Linked DNA regions of Homo sapiens: regions 2 and 3 are each linked to region 1. Evidence: chromatin loops called from intact Hi-C (ENCODE). Cell type or tissue: ascending aorta. All regions are shown on one strand.

Region 1 (8,000 bases):
TGGAGCCAGGGCTAAATGCCAGGCAGGCGCCAGGACCCTGCCCACTCCATCCCAGCTTAAATATTCTTACTATATTGTTTCTAGCTTGCCTATGGCCTCTGGCATCCACATGACTCTAAACTCCATTCAGTTATTTTCTTTCCTCCAATGCTAAATTAGGATGTTCACTTTGGTTCCTCCTGGGTTTCCAGCATCTGCAGAAATTCTACACAAAAGGATTCAGAAAGTGCTGGGGCTGGGAAGTTTGTGTTGGCCTTGTTTCAATGACCAATGCAGCTCTTTCTCCTTCCTACCCTTCCCACTGGCTTTTTTGTGATCAGTGACCACAAGACTAAGGACTCCACACCAGGCCTGAGGCCTATTGTGTGAACCAGCTGGCCATTCCCCTAATCTCATAGGTTGGTCCATCCCTGACTGAACCATAACTATGAGGAGCCTGGAGAGGAACTTCTTAAGTTTGTATTCGACTTCATGCTGAATTTTTTTTTTTTTTTTTTGAGATGACGTCTTGCTCTGTTGCCCAAGCTGGGGTGCAGTGGTGCAATCTCGGCTCACTGCAAGCTCCGCCTGCCAGGTTCAAGCGATTCTCCTGCCTCAGCCACCCGAGTAGCTGGGATTACATGTGCGCGCCACTATGCCTGGCTAATTTTTGTATTTTTAGTAGAGACAGGGTTTCACCATGTTGGTCAGGCTGGTCTTGAACTCCTGAGCTCGTGATCCACCTGCCTCGGCCTCCCAAAGTGCTGGGATTACAGGCGTGAGCCACCGTGCCTGGCCATGCTGGATTTTTTTAGACCTCCAGTTTAGTTTGCTTTGAGATCATCTTGAGTTCTTTCTGACTGTGGGTCCTGACTTCTTTTTCCAACTCCATTATTAGCAGGAAGAGAGCATGGCTGATGAACTGGTTAATTACATAGGAAACACGAGATCCTACAGATTTTGAATATTAGTTATGAGAGTTAATTGATTTGTGTGTGCTTAGTTGGTTTGCTTTCCCATAAAGGCTAACATATATTGTAGAGTAGGAGAGCTACATATAGAACACTATCTATTTTGGGCTCCTGTGTGGCACCTTATGGTTGCAAATGACCCAAAGCCAACTCCAGCTGGCTAAGCAAATAAGGGAATTTAATTGGCTTGTGTAATTGACAAGTCCAAGAGGAGGCCTGTTCTCTGTGAGCATTGTTAGGAATCTGTCTTGCTATTGTGCTCACCTTCTTGCCGCTGTGTCCTGGCCTCTGTTCAGCCAGCTCTCTTTTTGTGGAGGCAAGCCCGATTCATGCATTTAAAAGTTTAGCAAGCCAGCAGAAGGACAGCCTTTCTGTCTCCCAATAGTTCCTATGGAATGCTAGTAGTTGAGTATCATTCTTGGGACATGTCCATCCATCAGCCAATCAGTGTTGCTGGCAGAGCAGAACTCACTGATTGGTCAGACTTGGGTTATGGCTCCACCCTCTGGAGCTGAGAGATGCATCAGCCTCCTGTGAACCATTAGGACTGAGAGTGGAGAATGGGCGTTTCCCCAAAAGAAAAATCAGGCTAGTGTCATCAGAGAAAGGGGAGCATGGATGTTGGGCAGACAAAAACAACAGATATCCACTACCATATTTCCCTTTTCATTGTGCTAGTGACTTGGAGAAAATCTCCTGCCTGGTGTGTCTTGATTTCGCCACCAAAGTCGCTCGCAGGCCCTCGGCCTGATTTTATTTACAGCAGCAGCACACCTCTCTCTTCTTCCCTGCAGTCATGATACCCCGGTCTTTCCCCCAGAGGTTGGAATAAATGGCCTTCTCTGAGCCACAATCAATGGCATTCCGTAAGGTGTGACAGAGGAGGCCATCTGGCACTTGTCCCATTGTCGTTTCTCCCTGCCCAGGGAAGAGGCACATTCCAGGCAGAAGGTCGCAGCTCAGCCAAGTGCTGCTGTCTCTCAGAAGCATCACCCTCAGACTGGGGTCTGCAGCACAGAAACGCCACCAGAGTCAAACACCTGGCAGGATTTCCCCCTTTCCCTTTGTGAAATTTTCCAACAGAACCAGGTTGTGGAATAATACATAATGAAAATGATTCTTGAATAAAATTATAAGTTTGAATGTTCTGCACAATACTTTCCCCAATATTGGATGGATTTTTTTTTTAAGATGCTAGCACTGAGATCACTGGCCCATTTCAATTTTTATTGAAACAAATAAACCCAATAAAAACACTTATGCTGAGAGCTGTAGCGCCACAGTGAAAGAATCACCCTGTATTGAATGTATTGATTTATTTATTTACTGCAACTGGAAAATCGAGTATTGTGTTAATGTATTTTATAAGAATCACATTGCTCGATGAAATGGCTAATTTATTTGAGCGTATACATAAATAGCTAGCAATTTTCTCTGAGACAGGCTAATGAAAATGATGCCATGAAATTGTCTATACGATGAAGAGTGACGGAGACGAGTTATTATTGGGTGAGTGCTAAGACGCGCTGAACTGGCCATCATATCTTTGAACTTTTGAACTGCTACTTGTTTCGTGTGATTTATTGATTTTGCTATCTCTCTGTTTAGCTCAACTTTAGTTTTTGCCCAGCAGTGCAGATAAGTGGCATAGGAGATTTAATTTCATGGGTATTTGGGGTTAAAACCTATCTTTAAAAAGAATGCTAAACATGTTTTAATAAAACATGAGTTGCAGGGGTTTTAGGTTTCTGTACGATATGGATCTGATAAGAACCAAGGCAGTTTAGAGGGCAGCCCAGAGGTTCCAGGCTAGGGAGGAACTCTTTCTGAGCTTTGGAAGTTTCACCAGGGCCACATGCATTTTATTTGCTAGATCAGCCTGGCTTCATTCTTAATTACATGTATCATTTATCCCCCTGCCTGTGCCCTTTTGCTCATGGCACATGTTTTGCCTCGATGCCTGGTACACAGAAGGTTTCTCGGGTTCTCGCAGGCAGCATCACTGTCCCTGTCCTCCCGTCCTTGCACACCGAGGGCTGGCCGCTACCGAAGCACCCTCATTTTGGCTGATCTCATGGGGAAACTGCTTTCAAGAGCAGCCACGGCTCTCACCTAGGGAATAAAGATATGGAAGCCTTCTCAGCGTCGGGGCCAGAGCTGGCTCGCTGCTGCTCAGCTGCCTCCAGATTAGTTCTCTGTGGTCCCCATCAGCATTGTTACCCTCCTTATCAGCCTAGCCCTGACCTTTGAGTGGGATGTTTCACTCACTGCTTTGTGGTGGGGGGGGGGTGGTTTTCGTACTAAGTGATCATGGCAAGAAAGCAGCCTTACTTTTTATTGTTGTCTTTGGACCTGCAGAACTTTTCTTAAAAATGTAACATTTTGGGAACTCATTCTTCATAATATTTTTTATTTTATTAGCTAATTTCTAAAGGATGATTTGACAACAGTATTTTATGCTTTTTGTTTATTTGTGGGTGGGGGGGGTGGTGATTGGAGGAGGTGGGAAAGAGCTTTATCATGTAAAAGTAACCATCCTAGAAATTTCAGGTAATAAATTTTCAGGTGCATGAATGGTTAAGACTCTTCACTCAGTGACACAGTATGTGAATGAGGAATTTTTATGAAGGTAACGGTCTTGTTCTTTAAAAATCTGATTTATTTAGCAGGTACTTCTAAATGACCAAGTAATTTTAACCTTCAGAGAAAGATGGGGAGGGGGTGGGTGGGTAGAGAAGGCTTGTATCTCTGCAAGGGATTGAAAATTCACATCCCTTTTAATGATTAAACTGGCACGGTCTTTATTTGGATGTTAAAAGCCTTTTCTTACATTGCAAACATTCTTAGCAAATTTACAGTCAGATATTTGGAAACAGCTAACACTTGAAAAAAAAAAGGAGGAGGAGGGCCTGTTTGAACTAGGAAACAAAATTAGTAGGAATGGCTGAAAAGACAGGACTGACCCCAACACCATTAGCTGGAGAAAAAAAAATTCCATTTCATTGCAACTATGTTATTGTTTACTTTACCATACACATCCTAATATGGTTACCTCCCCGTCAGAGGAGGCCAAGCCAGGGGTTGAGAGGCCCCCTCCGGGAGAAAGCTCCTAACTGCTTCTCAGACAATAAGAAACAAACGGTACAACTCCACAAAAGGCTTCCCGGAAAATAAGTGTCAAATAAATCCTACGGAACTCTCGCTTCTGCCACTGAGCTCTGTATATGCAAACCTGTTTTTATGCCATCGCTTCCCCAGGCTGAGCTGCGTTTGTTTGGAAATGTAAGCCACTGCCTTTTCTTTTTTTCTTTTTTCCTTTTTTTTTTTTCCCCCCTCACTTCATCTGAGGGCTCTGGATTAATTCCTTGAGACATATCTTTGCATACATATCTCATGAGTTATGTTTCCTGGAGCCTTTTACTAGGAACATTAAGGTAAGAATGTTGATTTAGCCTGGGACCTTTGTCACTCAAACTAATGCTCATCAGTGATATAGACATTGTAAAGAAATATTGCGGAGGTCTTTTGTGGTCCCCCTCCCAAACAGAGAGGTGCAGTGCTTTTAATTGTCATGCATGGATTCAGAAAAAAAAAATGCCACCAGTTGTGGATGAGATGTAGCAGAGGTGTGTACTCACTGGTGTGGTGTAAACACTGCTGAAAACACCCCCGATCTGTGGCAGCCACAACAGTTTCATTAGAAGCCTTTTCCTGCTGTTTCTTCCAATTCTTCTCTACTTGGGCGTATTTCTTTTTCTTTTTCTTCTTCTATTTTTTTTTTTTTCCCTTTTTCAACTCTCCTGATCTTTTCCAAATCCTCATGGTCTTGAGGCTTGCCTGTTATTATCTGCAACTCCAGAACAAAGGTAGGTTGCTCAACTCTGTGCTTCGGGGGGAGGGCCAAGTTATTTTGGGAGGGATGTCTTCCTAATGCATGAGTGGCTGACCTAAAAGAGGGGGGAGAGATCATGCTTGGAGCCGAGGGATGAGAGCGCACGCACTGTGGCAGCTTTTATGTAGTGGAGTTTATTTTTATGCAACTTAAAGTAGCGGCAGCATCTTTAGTAGAATGGACTCGTTAGGTTTGGATAATCCACACTGGTGTAACACTGATGTGTACATTTTATTACCAAACTGGGGTTTCAGACATTTGGGGATGCTTGAATTTATGGCAGCAGCTAAGATTCCCTGATGAGGGACTGTATTGAGTTTATCAAAATTAAATAACAGATTTAGGACTTTTTTCTTTTCTTTTAAATTTTAATGTGAAGGTGTGTTTGGGTGACTGGCTATGTACTTTTTCTTTTCCCCTTTGGTCTAATTGCTTTAATTCCTTGGACACCTTCACTTATTTCTCAATTATTTTCTTCTCTAATTTTGTGTAATCTGGTGCTCTGTTGGAGCCAAGGTGGAGGTTTACTGTTTTTAACTAATTGTGCCTTGCTGGGTGGCAATACAATAGAAAGAGTAAAGACCACAAGAAATTCATCTCCACCTGAAAAGGGGACTGGACTAGAGTGGTGCAGCTTCATAATTGAAAACAAGTGCAAATTAAGCCTTGGTGAGGGATATTACAGGCTATTAATCATAATAAATATGTTTGGCAACGATGTATTTTCTTTCTACAGTTTTCAGTTAAAAAAAATCAAAGTTGGTGATTAGAAGAGGGAATAGTTCTTTGGCTTATAGATGCTGGGACGTACTTGTTCATTAGTTCAAACCACGTTAAAAGTGAGCAGTTTGTTCCAGAATCAAGTATGTCATTCCCAAGCAGATTTGAATACATCCCTGTCCAAATGCAATCTCGGGTTCATGCCACAGTGCTTGGCTTTTTCTGAACATCTCAGCTTCAGCACGGGACTCGAGTGCTAAGAATTTTATTTTACGTTATGACTGTGCTCGCACATTCCTGTTGGTTTCTTGGCTGCGGATCATCTCTGTGCATGCACTGTAGCCCTGTCAAGGTGAAGCTCTTTGAAAAATAGAAATTCAGTGTATTTAACCAAAATGAGCTTGAGCAGCCCCTAAGTTTCTATCTTAGAAAGCTGCTAATTATGCTTGTCGAAAAACACATCTGAGTGGAAGGTTCTGAGTCCAAACAGGATCGAGTACTGCTTTAGAAATATAACTGTAGTCTGTGCTTTTAGAGAGGTTTATTTTTACTTTGGGGCCATGGAGGGGGTGATTGGAATTAGTAGCCTTTAATTAGACGGGGAGATATTCAAATTTTACAGGGATTTATGTTAGAACATGGAATGGCGGGTGGCTCTTTCCTCATTATGAATCCTCCCTGCACATAATGAGGTTCATCATTAGTTGATGGAGTGAATTTGCCCTAGCTCTACCTTGAAAGGCACATAATTTACATACTACTTCAGAGCCTAAGCTTTAATGGATTCTTCGATGAATAAAATGAAAAGCTACTTTCTTTAAATTTTTGAACACTGTTTAGATAATACGATTTTAATAAGACATTCAATTTGCTTGTTAAGTATATTTGAAAGTGCTTTTTTTTTTTTTTTTCCTTTTTGGGCAAAATATATTTTGGCTTGCCATGCTGTGTATCACAGCGATGTACCCTCACAGTTGTCTCAGAGGACATATGGGGTACGTTGTTAAGAAATGGGACAATCTTAGGCGGAAAGCTTTTTCACATGTGAGCCTCCAGATTATTGACAAATCTTTTTGTATAGAAACTCTTCTGACATTAAATGGTTATAACAAAAAGGTTTGGAAACAAGCTTATTATTAGTGTCTGGTTTCACATATACGAAATTTGTGTGCATGCTGATTCCAGCCAAAATTGACAATAGCTAGCTGTACCTCCTGATGTATTTTAATGATGGAAGAGCAAACTTCCCTAGTGCAGCTGTGTGTTTCAAACTGCTGTGTAGCTATGATTCGATGAGGAGAAATTGAGTTGGAGGCTGTCTAATATGTTATCAGGGCATCAGCTTAGGAGCGTTCTGGTCTATGCCATAGGTGCAGCAAGTTTTCTGTCACTCTTCCCTCTTTGGGCTGGAATGAGGAAAAAAATCAGCTTTGACTCAGCACGATTTGAACACGAATGTCTTTTAAATGAATATGGGGGGTTAGTAATAGCATGTTACCGAACATGTCCTTTGCTTGTTCGAGACAGGTCACCCCTGCATTGTTATCATTGCTGCAAGTAGAAGCAGGTTTCTGGTGGTTTGTCACTTTCAAGAGCAGGGAAGGTGTCTAAATATAAGCGAAGCCTTGTTTTGATAGAATGTTTTATTACCTGAAAATGATCAGCATATATTAACATTAATAGAATAGTCCATGTCATTCTTTTTTTAGGCAATTTACCTCTGCTACAGACCTGTCTGCTTAAAAAAAAATCTTCCTCTCTTCTAAAACATATATTTGTTTAGAGAGTTTTCACTGAAGTGTACATGACAATTACAGCTGTTCATTAACAAAATTGGGTATTTGTTTTAAACTTTAACCAATCACTTTGATATGCTAATTATGGTGTAATTTAATTTGAGCCCTGTAATGATGATGCCGTTATTATGGACATAAATGATGCAGTTAAGCTGAGAGTAATCTCATTTGCATACTGTACATGCCAGTAAATTAAGCCCTTTCTTCGACTGCTTCAGCTTTAATTTTCCACTTCTTTTCACACAGCTCCTTTTCAGCCCCTCTCTTATAAGCCCACTTTGTAATAGTCCTGATGACTGTTTGATGTGAAGAGTTTCGGCACCACAATAATGCACGACAGAAGATGTAACATTTAAAGGATTCATTATCTTGCTGAGTGTTCCTTTAAGAAAGAAGGATTAGAGGGTGGAGGGGAGACCGGAGTGTCCTTTCCATGGGATATGACAGGGCCCCCTGTTAAAGTAATTTGAGACGCCAAATGCTCTCCACTCGCCCCTAAGTCAGACTTGGGACCTATTATTTAAAATGATGGCTTTTCCCCCACCGTTCTGTAGTTTATGGTCACAAATTGTGTTGCTTTCAGCAGTAGTGAATTTCCTGTGCTCCCTTATGGTAATTGGAGGTAAAAGTTTTTTTTTTGTT
Region 2 (8,000 bases), 250 kb after region 1:
ACCACACATGTGCCCCATCGTAAAAGCAAACCCAGTAAGCTCAGATTGAATCTTACCATATACATCGATGGAGGTTCAGGATGTCTAACCTAGAGGGTCATCATAAAAGGATTCCACAGGACAATTCAGAGGGCACAGTAGCTGTAGAAGCAACCAAAGCTGGTGAAGGTCACTTAAGTGCTGTGTACCTAGACAGCCTCCTTGAATCTAAACCCCAGAAAACTTTCACCCAAAATGGAAGGCCCTTGTGTCTCTGATCTATCAGACAAACCTCCCTAAAGAAAAAGATGCAATTTTTCCAAAATAACTACTGTTAGCCATAGGGGATAGTGGCTGGAGATGTTCCCCTTCACAGAGCTATCTGTACAATACCAAACTTGAATTAAACTGAAAAGCTTTCAAGGCTGTACTGGTGAGATTTCAGGAAGCTGGGCAGAAATAAAGACAATGGGTTGTGGAGACTGATTTAGACTGTCTAATCAGCACTGTGCATGACAGCTGTCCTGTCCCTGTGTATTTAAAATATGACTTGAGGCCGGGCAGGCGTGGTGGCTCACGCCTGTAATACCAGCACTTTGGAAGGCTGAGGCGGGCAGATCACCTAAGGTCGGGAGTTCGAGACCAGCCTGACCAACATGGAGATTACCCCATCTCTAAAAACACAAAATTAGCCAGGCACAGTGATACATGCCTGTAATCCCAGCTACACAGGCGGCTGAGGCAGGAGAATTGCTTGAACCTGGGAGGTGGAGGTTGCAGTGACCCGAGATTGCGCCATTGCATTGCAGCCTGGGCAATAAGAGCAAAACTCCATCTCAAGAAAATTAATAATCATAAAATAAAATATGACTTGATTTACGAAACCACAGTTTCAATAGAAATACCAATTACAAAAGGCAAGGTACATCTATGTTTGTTAAATTATTGTTGAAAGATGTAAAAATATATGGTGAATGTTTTCTTAGCGGTAGAAAGAATGTTTATGTAGAGCTTGTTAACAGGGAAGGGTTGGTTAATTCCATTCTCTTGTTGCAACCTTCTACTGGTCTTATTTGGAGAAGAGTCAAGAAGACATCTCAGTGGGCCTTCTGAGCCTTTTCAAACATTTCCTACTGCATTTCATTATTGCAAAGACAGTTATAATTTTTAAACATTTTACCAGTGGACCCCAGCTATTAACTGGGATCTAAAAGTGTAAACCCTGAGAGGTGTGTGAGTTCCTTATACTATACACATAGACACCTAACAGTGAGACAGACACCATAAAAATCATTTGGGTCGATGACATACATGGCTTTTTGAAATCAGGGAATGCAGTAAGATTTCATCTGTTCTTTTTTGACAGATTCTTTTGGAATGATGTACAGATGAGATGAGTTAGAAATGGAATGGAGCAAAGTTCCCATAATCAGTATACATAATCTTATACAGGTTATGAAATGTGCAGTCTTCCCTCCACCCCCACCATGACAGAGGGACAGAGACACAGGAACTAGAAAGTTGTTGAGGATAAGAACTCCCCACTGAGAAATGCCATGGCCAGGATTGTAAGGAAACACTTGAAGCTTCCGCGATATTGGGCCCCCACTGTCCACCGGCCGTGGGCCTAGGGATTTAAATTCATATGAATCCAGATTACTTGGGTCCTCTTAGGTGGGACATTCATATGAACTCTTCCAGCCTCTAAGCTAAAGAAGAGATGTCACAAAAAGTTGCAGTGGTGGTTGGATTTTAATTCCGTTTGGGGAAAAGGGGAAACCATCTGATTTCACAGACAGAAAAAAAAAAAATACAAAAAACATCTGACAGAATTGACTTCACTTAGGAAGCTGAGACAGTGGTACAGATACATATTTCTGATCACATGTAGTGGTTTTAATTTGTTCTGTGATCATGTGACATTGCTAAACTGCTGTATATTTTTTCTGATGGATGAAGATGTCCTGATGTTTTCATCATGTGTCATCGGGGCAGGTTCAGGACAGGCTCCCTACAACCCCTCAGCCTCTAGGCCCTTTAAAATGAATATTGAAAGCAGGCAAGGGAAAAAGGAATCAACCAAACCAAGGTTGATCTGCCTGGCAGGCGACGGGGGTGGAGGTGTGTGTACCTTGTATTCTTTAATGATTTTATTCCATTCAGTCACTACTTACCAAGCACCTATTATATAGGGAGCACTGGATACAGATAGTAAGGTGGTGTGGCCTCTTCCCGTAATACACAACCTAGTAGGGTAAGACCAGGATGCCTTTAACTTCCCTGCCAGGCAGAGTTTCTAAAAGCAAGGGGTGAGGGATTGGGGAAGGTGACAGTGGAAAGGGTTGTTGGCAAGGACATTCCAGGCCAAGGGAGCCATGGAAGACGTTGCCTAGATTGTAGGATAAGGAAGAAAGGATAGTGGAAGGATATATTGCTCTTAAAATTAATCTGTCTGTTTAACACGAAATAGGGTGACCAACTGTCCCAGTTTACTTTCTTGGACTGAAGGGATTCCTGGGAGTTGGGATTTTCAGTTTCAAAACTGGAAGAGTCCTGGGCAAGCTGGGAGGAGTTGGGTCACCCTACTCCACTAGCTGTGGGAGAGAGCTATTGAATGCCCCATCTTCTGCTTGTAATTATTTCATCTGGCTTGGAAACCATTTGACTGGCCAGCTGTTGAGCTCCTGCTGTATGCCAGGGCACTGTCCTAGGTGCCTTATGTCCCGAATTTCTTGGAATCCCCACAGTCCCTCTGTGAGTACACACCACCCTATTTCCTTGATTCTAAGAGTCACTTTTTTTTCTTTTTCTTTTTCTTTTTCTTTTTCTTTTTCTTTTTCTTCTTTTGAGACGGAGTTTTGCTCTGTTGCCCAGGCTGGAGTGTAGGTGGCAGGATCTCGGCTCACTGCAACTTCCACCTCCCGGGTTCAAGCGATTCTCCTGACTCAGTCTCCCAAGTAGCTGGGACTATAGGCATGTGCCACCATGCCCTGCTAATTTTTGTATTTTTAGTAGAGACAGGTTTCATCATGTTGGCCAGCATGATCTCAAATTCCTGAGCTCAAGGGATCCGCCTGCCTCGGCCTCCCAGAGTGCTGGGATTACAGGCCAGTGTGCCCAGGTAGGAGTCACTTTTTAAAAGAAAAATATAACATTTGGAAATCAATATATGTCTTACATTTAATGAGTGTGTTTAATGTAATGTTTCTTCTCATTCTTTGAGAAGGTATTACTAAATCCATGGTTATTTTAACTATCACTGGCCTCTTAGAGTCAAAGAAATAATTTGCAGGGATCCCTCCCAGATGAGGAAACTGAAGTTTAGGAGGTCTGATTAACTTGTTTAATGCCAATGGCGAATAAGGGCAGAGCCCAGGAGGTTAACCCAGCCTTTGTAGCCTGTGCTCCTTTTATTGTGGGATCCTGCCTTAACGCTTCCACCCAGAGGATCATTGTGGCCCAGCTGGGCTCTACGCAGGAACTGGTTTTAAAACCCGGCTTTGGGGGCCATGCCACTCTGCCTTGCGGAGCTCTGTCCTGGGCATTCCATGGTAGCAAGGCAAGGCTGGAGTCCGGTGACACTGGGATCACTCCAACATCTCCCAAATCATCTACACCAGGAATTGTAAGCTCTAAGAAAATGTCAGCAGGGAGAAAAGTGCACAAGTTTCAGTAGCAGAGGGAGACATTAATCCTAACACAAATCAATTACCGTACGAACTTTACATGTGATTACTGTACCATTAGTGGTGCTATTTGTAATCACACCAGCCTCCTAGACTTTAGCAAATTTATTATCTGTAATGTATCCCCCTTTGGCCCTGTCTAACCCTGTTTGAGGCAATACTCAGGACAGTTCCTATACTAGCGGCCTCACAGAGCCTCCTGATATGCCCTGCACAAGCCCTGAGCACGTCGGGGAAAGAGAGGTCCTAACAGCACGGTAGTTCCATATTGCCAGTGCTTTGTAACTGGAGCCAAGAAAAAGAAGAGAGAGAGTCTCTGGGTTTCTCACTTCCATGTCCTTCTGTGAAAACCACGACACTTATTTTTCATAATTTAAAATCCTGCCTTACTCTGGGAGCATTAGAATTCCTAGACTATGACTTAGTATTAGTGTGCGTCTGCTTTAAATGTCAAGAGAGTCTTTAATAATAACATGTAAGGAACGTTAAGATGGTGACAGAGTACAATAAAAGTAGGGAAATTCTTCGATTGGGGTGCAATGAGCCATATATTGCCCACCACCTGAATGCGGTAGTTGGTGTGAAAGAACTCATTTAAAAGTTTTTCACTGGTACTAAGTTCTGAAGCCATAGTTTGACAAGGTGGGTCAAAAATAATTGATAAATGCTCAGTTTGGTAGAGTAATTTGAGTTCTGCTCCTTCTAGTCACTGCTTTTTCTCCCCCTTGTTTTTCTTCTTTTCATCATATGTACGTCAGAGACCTGTGTTATTGGATATACCCTGCCTAAGTAACTGGATATACCCTGCCTAAGTAACTGGATATGCTTGGGCCACATCGGGTTAATCTCTTTGGATCATCATTGTATACGAAACTACTGAGGAAACGTATACAGCCACTGTTTAAGGCCTTCTCAGTCCGTGGCAGAAAGTAGTGTCTCTCACTTAACTTGATTAAACTTGGACACTTGGGGTCCTTATTTAAAAATACCTACTTCCAAGCCTCACTGTTGGAGTGTTGGCTCCAGCATGTTTAGGTGAGACCGCAGTCGTTTCACTTGGAGATCATCATTGTATGGGATAATCTGAACTCATGCATTCATTTAGGTGCCTCTTAAAACTCCATGTGCCCCCCTTCCATGGAGATTCTTTGAAAAGACACCTTCTTTTCATAATTTAAAATCCCGTCTAACTCTAGGAACAGTAGTTCAGCATGAGAGCAGGGAGGGAGACTAAGACCTATGATTTGAGTTATTGTCCCAGGTGATTCTTAGAATCACACTAGTGTGGGAAACTCAGACCAAGCATCATACAACTGGGACCCTAGTCTTATTTCTGCCCCTTCCCAGTTCCCTGACCTCAGATATGTTTACCTTGCAAACCTCAGTTTCCCCAATTATAAAACAGAATAGGATTAATGGATTTGAAATAGCCACAGTAGCCTTTACCTCTGTTAAATCAAAGGAGTGTCTTGGCCCTTTCTTCTCATCTGTCCTCAAGAAGTCTAGCATTTTTACACATACAAAGCCCTTCATTTATTTCAGCAGAGTTTTGTTTCTCACGAGTGAGAACTGCCAAATTGGCCTTAAAATGATTAGTCCTCCTGACAACATAGAAAATGGTGATGTTAAATGAACCCCAAACCGTGTTCCCTTTTCTCTGTTAAAATAATGAGTTTAAGATTAATCTTAGTTTGTATCTTTGAGGATGTTGAATGGAACTCCTAGCCTTTGGCAGTTATCAGTGGCTCGGGTGCAATACACAAATTCTGATCTTTCACAGCCCAGACTGTCTTAAACCTAATTTGAGGCCATGGCTAATAGAAGAGGAGATGACCTATTTCGGCCAAAGGGTAGAAAAATATTTGCCCAAGATGAGGGGAAGATACAGTAAGAACCTGAGACAAATTGATAGGAAGTGGGCTTCATCTTTCCTTTGCTTTCTGTTCCATTCTTTAAACGATCAAAATTATTTCCCTTCCCAGTTAGCCCAACTGCAAACTCCATTGAACCCCTGTTAGGCAGATCCAGATTTCAAACATATACTCAGCCAGTAGTTTAAATACACTGGACCGATTTCACTTTTCTTAAAAAAAAAAAAAAAAATTAGAAAGTTGTTGAGCATTCATAAAGCACTAGTCATTTTGCTAAGCTTGTTATGTGCAAGACCTCATCTGATCTTCAGAACACCCCTTCAGAGTTCAGAGATGATCATTCCGTATTTAGAAGGAGAAACTTGGTAATTAAAAAGGTTACATAATGTGCTGAGTCACTGAGCCAGGATTTGAACACAGCACAGTGTGATTGTTGTGTCCACATCCTTAACCGTTTTCACCCTGCCATCGTTCTACAGAATGGTTGAACAAATTCAGTAGATTAAAATGACCCCTGCACAAGCAGCTCCCTCTAATGTTTAGGCCGTTGTCATTTCCTTTATGCTAGATACTCATTCCATACCCACTGGGAAAGTCTTTTAGAGAGTAATTCTCTTCTCTGATATTTCAACACAAATTTTCTCTTTAATTTGCCAACCAAATTTTAGTGGGCCTTCGGATTGAATGTCTCAACCTCCTTTTCTTTGCTTTTCATGGAATTCATAGTTTAAGAGGAAATGCTGGAATATGCTTGCTAATATTAAATGTTTGTATCCTCATATTTTAATAATGAAAGGATGCCGTGAAAATTGATGGGGATGGTGAGCTCATGGGATGATGGCATAAAAAGTAATAAAGAATGTGAAAGCTTTTGGAAGGAGCAGTTAGTATTATAAATGCAAGACAGACATTGTAGACAGGATGTGGTTTCAATAGGTGTGAATGTTTAGCCTTTTTGCCTAAAAAAAAGAAAAACTGAATTTGGCGGGTTTCTTTCTGTAATTGTTAAAACAGTTTGTGTTAGAGCTGTAATTGATTTAAAGTCTAAAACTCATTCAAGAGTATGATACTACACATTAGTTTTCACTAACCAAACAAAACCAAAAAGTTAGATTTTTGCCTTTTTGTGTAACCTTGTCCATCTTTTAGAAAAGCAGAACTAGGGTGGTACAATTGAGGTTCCTGGATAACTCTCAGAATTGACGATGAATTCTAAGCAATGTGCTCATGGAAAAATATGAAAATGTTTCCGATGGCAGTTACTTCCAGGGTTTATGAAAGTGGCTGTGTATACAAATTCTAGGTATGTGTTTGCAATGTAGTGTTGCTACCTTTGGCTGACCAGTAAAAGATCAGTTTGGTAGACATTTGGATGGAAATATGGAGAAGATGTTTCCTTTAAATGCCCAGGATTTGGATTTTCCTTATACCACACTTAGTGGTACAAGGTATAATTGCTACATCAACAACGTTTACCCCCAAATTAAGTCACAATTAATATTCAGCAGACTTCAGTAAATATCACCTCTCACCCTTTAATTTGTATTGTTCAGCATGACAGACTACTGCTTGTTTTTAAGAAAAATACAACTGATTTCTTAATTCCTTCTGGCCTTTGATAACTTTAAAACAAAACATTTCTTAAAAAGTCTGAGTATTTGACATCAAAAAGCTTAGGATACTTACATTTTAAAAAAAATAATAATAATGGCAGAAAAATAGCATTCCCAACATTTTAATTGTTCTAAGCCTCTTTGGAAAACTAAATTCCTTTAGCATTATGTGTTCAGAGAATCTTTTAGTTTGGCTGTTCAATAACTTACTAAAGAACAGAGGAGGAATACCATCAAGTGGCTCCTAATATGGTATCATTTTCATTTCCTGTTTGTTGAAAGATAAATGCTAACACTGTACGGCTGTTTTTTTCTTTCTTTCTTAATTTATTCCTCCCTGAACCACAAGGGAATAAAAAGAAAAAAAAAATCAAATGTGATATGGCTGGAGACTGAGTCATCCAGTAGGGATAAGCTGAAAGCTTTTTCCCTTCTCCCTTTTGTACGGTTTCCCTTTTCTCCATCTTTCCACAATCCCCGACCCCTGTCCCCCTTCTTCCTTAGAAAATAACTGTATTTAAATAGATAAACTATATTTGTTTTTTTATTTGGGAATAATTTGACTTTAAAAAACTTTATTTTTAAAGGATTTAAGGTTAATTATGTGACAGAACTAATGAGTCCCTCCTTAAATCTAAGGCATTATTTTGGACAAATGATGTACCAAAGTATTGAAATTAAACTGTATTCTCTCCCTCTCTCCTCTCTCTCTCTCATATTAATCTCTTCTCCATCTTCCCTAAATGCCACAGCTGTTCTCTTGACTATCCCTTTATCTTTAGGGGATATATTTCCCACTTCTTTTACAGAAGTAATCGTTATGTGTCCCCTATGCCCAACTGTCTTGAACT
Region 3 (8,000 bases), 72 kb after region 1:
TACCTGTGTTAGTACAGTTCCTTCTCACAAGCACCCTGTGAGCTAAGTACTTTTAAAATACTTGTTCTACACAGGAAGAAACTTAATTAGCTGCCCACGCTCGTTCACACAGCTTACGACTGGACAAGCCCAGATTTCACCCTACATCTGCCCGACTCCAGAGCCTGAGCTCTTCATCAGAGCTCTCAAGCATCTCTTACTGTGTTTGTTTATTGTGGTGATGATCAGTTCATTCTGAAAGGATTTCTCCCATTTTGCCTGCTCTCCTTCCCCATTGAGTTTCCTGAAATGTTTTGTCATTCAGAATCATTCCACTTCAACCCAACTTTTCTTGCTGAGTTCAGAAAGCAAATACTAAGTATTCCCATAGACAGCAGCTTTTCCATTTCCACCCTCTCCTATTTTCAGATGGAGCCCTTATTTGTAGCAGATGTACCTAATTTTACTCTTAAGCAACTGCGCCTTGTAACTTAGGTTGGTTTCATTTCATTTCAACGGGAGAGAGTCCTGCTTCACACCTGTTGCAGTGTGTCCTTCCAGTGAACACCCAAGCCTGGCACCGTCAGACCGAAGTTAGCCTGATTCCATCTGTTTCTAAAACACTTTGATTGGAAGGCCTTTGTTTTCTTTCTTCCTTTTTTTCATTTGTTTTTGTTTTTGAGACAAGCCTTGCTCTGTTGCCCAGGCTGGAGTGCAGTGGCACGATCTCGGCTCACTGCAACCTCCGCCTCCCAGGTTCCATTGATCCTCTTGCCTCAAACTCCTTAGTAGCTGGGACTACAGGCGCCCACCACCACACCCGGCTAATTTTTTGTATTTTTAGTAGAGATGGGGTTTCACGATGTTGGCCAGGCTGGTCTTGAACTCCTGACCTCAAGCTGTCTGCCCACATCAGCCTCCCAAAGTGCTGGGATTATAGGCGTGAGCCACCGCACCCGCCCCCCGGCTCTTTTTTTTTTTTTTTTTTTTTTTTTTTTGAGATAGCCTCTTGCTCTGTTGCCCTGGCTGGAGTAGTACAGTAGTCCAATCATAGCTCACTGCAGCCTTGAACTCCTGGGCTCAAGCAATCCTCCCACCCGAGCCTCTCAAGTAGGTGAAGCTACAGGCACATGCCACCAGGCCCAGCCAGCAGGCCTTTGTTTTATCCAGAAATAGCAGAAATTCGGCAGTGCCTCTGGTGGTGACGTTTGCAGCATGCTATAGGCAATAAAGCTAAGGCATTAGGGTCCTGAAGGATCTGAACCATACCTCCAGCACAGAAAACTTTTCTGATTGCTGTCTCCTTTGACTGGTCAGGGGGATGGAAGTATTGCTTCTAAGAACGCGGAAATCTGGGTTTATTAATAAGGCTGCACATAATAAATTGCAAGTAAGTAGTGGTGGTTGCAACTGGTATTTTATAGACAACTGAAAAGCAGCTATTTTGAGTTTGACATGGTCCCCTTTATTGCCCTTGTGTTTGGGAACATGGAACCCGAAGACTTAAACTGTAGACTTTCTCCAGGTGCCCCAAACAGCTGTCACACACTGACAGGATGAGGGAAATACCTTCTGTGTTTTCTTAGGATTATGTAACAGGCTTGAACCCTATTCTGACCAACAAAAATGTATTTGGATAAAATATTTCTGGTACCTTGTGTTTCTTGAGGAAATTATTCACCCAGCTTCACTGATTAATGAGTTAGTCCTTTTGAAGTTGCCACAGTTACTTTCGTTATTTTAATAACTGGGGAGAGTGGATTATTTTGCTTCAAGAGTGATTAGCTCTGTTGAGAAAATGTCCTTTGCTCCCTGAGTGGTATTTTGTGTTCCTGTGTCTGTGTCTCACCTGCTTTGCTCACATAGAACACTGCTCCAGTCAACAAAGAACAATTGCTTAGCACGATAAATAAAAGATAGTACTCACAAACGAGGTATGATGGGACTTAGGGTAGGAGTTTTAAAGATTCATAACCTACAAGTCAAACTATGTACATTTCCCTAGCAGCAAAAGCATATATTTGTTTCCGGTTTAGGAAAGTCTTTACCTTTCCTGGCTTATTTTATGAAGTCAGCTGATTACCCGGAGTCCGTGAGTCCTTGCTTTACCATGAAATCACTAACATCTTAGTTGGTCACCATTCTGGATCAGCACAAAAGCCCAACTAACTAGGCTACAGAGGATCATTTTTAGTCTGTCTTTATCTCTCTCTCACCTTTGAAAAACAAGCTGATGGGTCTGCTTTTGAAAAGAACAGTGGAAAAGGCTGAAAAGCAATCTTATTTGAAGAAAAGTCATCAATTGAAAATCTCCCAGTTTTGGGGCTGCTATTGGAGAGGCAGGGAGCCTCCATTCCTTGAAGGTGTCATCGTGGCCACATACGTGTTGTCAGTGCAAAAAAGAGACACACTTGATGGGCCAAAGAAGTAAGTCAAGCTCTTTTGATTCCCAGAATGAGAAATGAAGTACATGCATGTTTCTGGGTGGCTTACATATTTGCCCCTCAAGCTACTTTGAAAGTCCAAAATAGGCCGGGTGCGGTGGCTCAAGCCTGTAATCCCAGCACTTTGGGAGGCCAAGGCGGATGGATCACGAGGTCAGGAGTTCGAGACCAGCCTGGCCAATATAGTGAAACCTCGTCTCTACTGAAAACACAAAAAATTAGCGAGGCGTGGTGGCAGGCGCTTGTAATCCCAGCTACTGGGGAGGCTGAGGCAGGAGAATGGCTTGAACCCGGGGGCGGAGGTTGCAGTGAGCTGAGATCATGGCGCTGCTCTCCAGTCTGGGCAACAAGAGCGAGACTCCATCTCAAAAAAAAAAAAAAACATTTATGTACTCCAACTTGGTCATACCTGCAATCTGCTGTGTCCTTGATTCTTCTACCCTTCTCTTCCTACCCTGGGGTATATTGGGGTGTGTGTGTGTGTGTGTGTGTGTGTGTGTGTGTGTGTGTGTATGCATGTGCATACATTGTGTATTCGCTTTGCTCCTTATTCCTTATCTGTAGAGTCATAGCATTTCTAAAATTCCTTAGATGATCCAGACTCACATTTTATGGATGAAGAAACTAAGCTCAGACAGAATAAAGGCTTTGTCCTTTGATTAACTTTTGCATGGATACCCCTGATGTATTCAGAAACAGTCTTGTGGGGTATGATGTGGACCCTTCCATGATCTGTGAAGATGGATGAAATCAGGAATTTTATTTCTATGGTACTGACACTATTAACAACAACAATTCATACATAGGGTATGTGTGTATTACTATGTACATGTATGTCTGTGTTTTCCTGGTTTCCTTTGTTTGTTTGTTTGTTTTTGAGACAGGATCTTGCCGTGTTGCCCAGGCTGGAGTGCAGTGGCTATTTAGAGGCAGCTGGGCTCAAGCAAATCTCCTGCCTCACCCTCCCCAGTAGCTGGGACTACAGGTGCATGCCGCTGCACCCAGCTTACTCTTAAATTCTCACTATCAGTTATTGGGAAGTGGGTTTTTCCCCCCTCCACAGTAATCTTTCTACAATAAGGATCTGTAAACTCTAAATTTTCTTTTAAGTAGTAAAAAAATTGTTTTTGGCTTTGGAGGCTGTTCTTTCTGTCACAAATACTCCATATGAAAGCAGCTATAGATCTTACATAAATAATGGATCTGTCTGTGTTCTAGTAAAACTTTACTTACAAAAACAGAGGACTAGGGCAGTAGTTTGCAAAACCCTTCCTAGACCATGCATAGATGGGTATTTTTTCTGTGTAGAGGGTGGTAAAGTTCCCCTGCTAATCACATGATACTGTAAGATTGGTAACTTTATTTTGTCACTTTCTTCTTCAACAACAATTACAACAAAAACTTCCCCATTTCATCCTTCCCACCATGGTTGGTTTCCCAACTCCCATTCCTTAAAGCTTCCTTCATTGTGGTTTTCCTGATGACTTCAAGCCCATGTTTTCTTGAATGCTGTTGGAAAGAGGCTTAGACTTCCCAGAATATGCCAGCAATCCCTGGTGAGATGACTTCAGCCCTCATCTCCACATCTAATTGTTATCAGCCATGCAGGAGATAACCTCGGTAATTCCTTACTAGATATTCATAGTCTTCATGAACTGGCCTATTGTCACCCACACCCCCACCCTCACTTTAAAGTTGCCTTTCACTGAATTTCTAACTGGAATGTGTAGCATCTTAACTTTGGCCTAGGCCTTCTGCTTCTCCATGTCTAATGTATGGTTTTACTAATGTATGACAGCTAATATGTTGCATCAGAAGATCATGCTATCCTATGCTTGCAGGACTTTTTATGCAGGGCAAGAACTAAGGCAAAAAGTGTGTGTGTGTGTGTGTGTGTGTGTGTGTGTGTGTGTGAATTTTTTCTTTTTTTTCTAAATTGAGGCAGTTCCCATTCTAGAAATTTTGTGAATAGAGTCAGGCTGATTGGGTAGTGATGGTGAGGAGAAGAGAATGGAGACTGGGGTTGAGACAGTCTCATGAAATATCTTACTGGCTGATTATTCCTATCCAACTATGATGATTTTTCAGAAATCTTTAGGGATACTGACTCATTTTCTTAGGCAATAGATGAGAAACTTTCAGTAGAGGGGGAAAAAAGGTGACCTCTGGACCAATAGGGAAAAAAAAGCAATCTCTCAAGTTTGCAAAATGCATGGGCTCTTGCGAAAAATCTGAGAATGTTGATAGAGGTTTCAGCCAGCCTGAGTGTTGCTGCTGTAACTTACCCTGTGATTTGAAGCAAGTCACTCACTCTTTGAGCCTCTGGATACGACTTCATTTCTAAGTTTACTTTTGCCTCTGAAACTGTATGTTGCTTCTCCTATCTTAAGTTTCTGAGTAAACTAGAAATCAGACTCAGTTTGAGACAATTGGCGCTTCAGTAATTTTGGGGGAAGGTGGTACCTCACAAATCAGTGGGCAGGGCAGCCCTTTAAAAATGGAATTCCAGGCAGCTAACGAAATTTCCCAGCAACAAGTAAAAATACCAACAGTGAATCCAGAAGGAAGAGGGAAGGAAGATAGAAGGAAATCCTCATTTTGAACACAGGACCAATCAACAAGGTGGGATGCAAAACTCTTGGTGAGAAAACCTAGGATTCGGAGTCCCTGCCCTCCTGCCTTCTGTCCTGGTGACCTTAGGCAGTTGCTTAGCCTCAGTTTTTTCATCTGTAAAATAAGGTTAATAATAACTGCCCTGCACACCTCAGAGGAGTATTAGAGGAAGCAAGTGAAGTGTTATAGGTCAAAATGCCTGGTAAGCAATGAAACACTACATAAATGTAGGTGTCACCATTATTGGATGCGATTTTCATTTGCTTTACATTCTTTGAGACTCTCACATATTTTGAAACCCGATGGATTCCCTCGAGACCCTTCATGTTGTTGTAGGACTGCAGGGATTTAGTTCCTTGGGATTTCTGTTGAGTAATTCTGCACATAACCAACAGGGCATTAAAAAGCAGGCATATTCTATTTTTCCAAGATTTTTGTTCTTTTCCTTTAGTGTAATGTATCAGAAACTTTTCATTTTATAACAAAAGGCACTGTTTGTGAATTTTCTTGTATTAAAAAAAAAGTAATGGAGGACTACCCTCGAGCTTCCAGAAAACAAAAGCCACGATATCCATGATTAAGCAAAGGAGGCTACATGAGATTTGGCAGGAAGGATAGCAGGTTGGGTTGTTACTTATCAAAGGAATATTTGCTGTTGGCCTTAGTATAATAATGTTAATGAGATTATTAGGTGGGGGAGATTTTTAATAAATAATTGATAAGGATTAGAAAGTGCCTTTTCTGCAAATAAACTTCAGAATAATTAATATTCATGGACTCTGTTTGTCAACAGAAAAATGTAAATGAAGAGCCGGTCCCATCACCAGACACACGTCCTGAAGGACATCTGTAAGATAGGGTTAAAGATAGAAAAGGTGAATGCAGAGGCCTGGCCCAGACCCCAGCCCTGTGTGTCAATACAACTTTTCACGTTGTTACATACACATTTTCCAGTCTGTGTCTCCCTCTGAAAGAAACCCTGAAATTCAGGTTGCTAATAGATTGTTGGTTGCAAGTATGAAGGACAGAGGAGGTAAGAGAGGAGGCAACTTGCTAATGCAAAAGCAGTGTACTGAAAGTCACTTTTATTTCTTATTTATAATCTACATGCACACTCTGGATAATAGATGACACTGCTCATTCAGTACTTTAACTTCAAAGCAGAGAGAAGCCATGGATGACAGAGCCGGGAGCGGGAATACAAAGGTACTAACAACAAGAGGAAAAATGCCTGTTTACGGGATTGCATTTGTTAGCACGCTCTCTTCAGATATTGTTCCCCCAGGAATAGCGAAAATATGTGCAGCGCGAACAATGATTTAACATCTGAAAATGGTACTTAAAGAGTTTCTGTCTGGTAGTAATGTGATGGAGGCTTCTGAAGGGAACCTGGGGACTTCATTTCTTCTATTTATCTATATGTCTCTCTGGTTTTAGTGAGCGGTAATTGCATATTTAACCCCTCAAATAGCTTTAACCCTCACGATGCCAACTTTTTACCCTGTATAAAATGTACTTTTATCCCAGCAAAGGCAGACTCAGAAATTCCCTAGCCAAAAAATTATTTAAATTAAAAAAAAAAAAAAGTGAGTGTGTATTTGTATGAATGGATGGAAGGCTGGATGGATGGATGGCTGAAAAGAAGTTATAGCAGCATTTTGCAGTTAGTTTTAGGTGAAGAATCATGCCCGCCTTCCTGGTTTGGAAGAAGACCAGTTAAAGTACAGATATTATAAAGAGTGAAAACTCAAACAAAAAGAAGAAAAGAAAGACGGACTAAAACAACTGTGTTTTTATTTTGAATTCATTGTGGCTGGAGCTCAGAGAGGAAAGAGACGGCCCCATGGAAGGAAGTTGTAGATGGACGCTGAATCAAGAGTATAAATTTGCCGCATGCCTCAGCAATATGGTTTTCTCAATTAGTGGTCGTTCTGGGAGGCCTGCTTAACAGCTTATGCGAAACAAATATTAACACAAATTGTATAATTACATCAAAATCCCAAATTCCTCAAAGATGCAAAATGGTTTTCAGCTAAGAATACGCGAGCAATAAAACATCCTATAGTCAAAAGAAGCACACTCCAAGGAAACCATGAAGACTGGATCCGAGCGACTTTCACAGTTTATTTTCATGGTATTTAAATTATGATACCAGTGGGTATTTTTAATTAGTGTGCACTTGTCTACATAAGCCATGTTGGCAAATTTGACTCATTCATACAGTAGTTGCTGTAAAAGAGGCCAGCACAGCCTGCAGGAATTAAAATTAAAAGTTTCTGCAAGCTGTTGTCGACATGACCATATCTCATTAACTTTAAAAATGGAGATTATTTGCCTGAAAGCTTGATTTGACTAGCAGTAATCAAATATTAGGCTCAACGGAGTGAGGGCGTGGGGGGAGCGTCATTGTTGTGATATATACCGCTAAGTGTTTTGCAGTTCACTTTAAATAGCAATATAAGATTTTTGTTTTGACAAAAGGGATAGGAAAGAGAAACACAGACATATGGCCTTGAAAGTATTATTAGGACAGTTTTATTTTAGATTAAGACTCATTATTTACTAAGTTTGCTGAAGATAAATACGATTGTGCTGATTACCAGTTCTCCTCTCATTAAGCAGGCTGATTAATTATCTGGAGTAGCTCCCCCTGCTTGATCAAAGTTTAAGTATTGGAAATGGGGCCTATCTCGTGATTATCTTTTCTTTTTTCAATGCTAATTGGCATGAAACTTAAATTTGTACATTCGATTCATCCCATCGTTTTAACTAAATATGATGGAGGTTGCAAAATTGTGCGTAAAATGAACCAAAATAGAAGAGCCTTCTTCTTATCTACTCTTTAAATAGCTTGTTATTTGAATTACATATCTGAGCAAAAAATCTTTTTTTTTTTTTTTTGCCAGTAATTTTTTAGCCAGTAATTAAGGAGCCTAATGTTGAAAACCTAAAGTAACTGAAATA

Evidence for each region. Peaks named below come from ENCODE experiments on the same cell type or tissue, not always from the same donor. Only the 100,000 strongest peaks of a DNase experiment are listed, where the experiment ranks them.
Region 2: a loop joins it to region 1, with 2.7 times the contacts of the local background. A loop is called at or near these places in 8 of 110 quality-filtered maps.
Region 3: it touches region 1 in a loop (2.9-fold over the local background); 9 of 110 quality-filtered maps call a loop at or near these places.

What each region holds. Positions count from the first base shown.
Region 1 is chr3:71,241,238-71,249,237 of GRCh38, reverse strand. The region is part of intron 5 of FOXP1 (forkhead box P1); the gene reads left to right. Among named protein-coding and RNA genes, the nearest start is that of FOXP1-AS1, 45 kb to the left of the region's middle. RefSeq lists an enhancer at 5,805-7,971. In ascending aorta, no CTCF peak of the experiment used is centred here; DNase peaks (open chromatin) are centred at 537, 4,047, 4,877, 5,777 and 2 weaker places; H3K4me3 peaks cover 5,544 bases; H3K27ac peaks cover 8,000 bases.
Region 2 is chr3:70,988,821-70,996,820 of GRCh38, reverse strand. The region is part of intron 13 of FOXP1 (forkhead box P1); the gene reads left to right. Among named protein-coding and RNA genes, the nearest start is that of FOXP1-AS1, 300 kb to the left of the region's middle. In ascending aorta, no CTCF peak of the experiment used is centred here; no DNase peak of the experiment used is centred here; H3K4me3 peaks cover 1,174 bases; H3K27ac peaks cover 5,850 bases.
Region 3 is chr3:71,169,721-71,177,720 of GRCh38, reverse strand. The region is part of intron 6 of FOXP1 (forkhead box P1); the gene reads left to right. Among named protein-coding and RNA genes, the nearest start is that of FOXP1-AS1, 120 kb to the left of the region's middle. In ascending aorta, no CTCF peak of the experiment used is centred here; a DNase peak (open chromatin) is centred at 4,663; H3K4me3 peaks cover 1,079 bases; H3K27ac peaks cover 6,691 bases.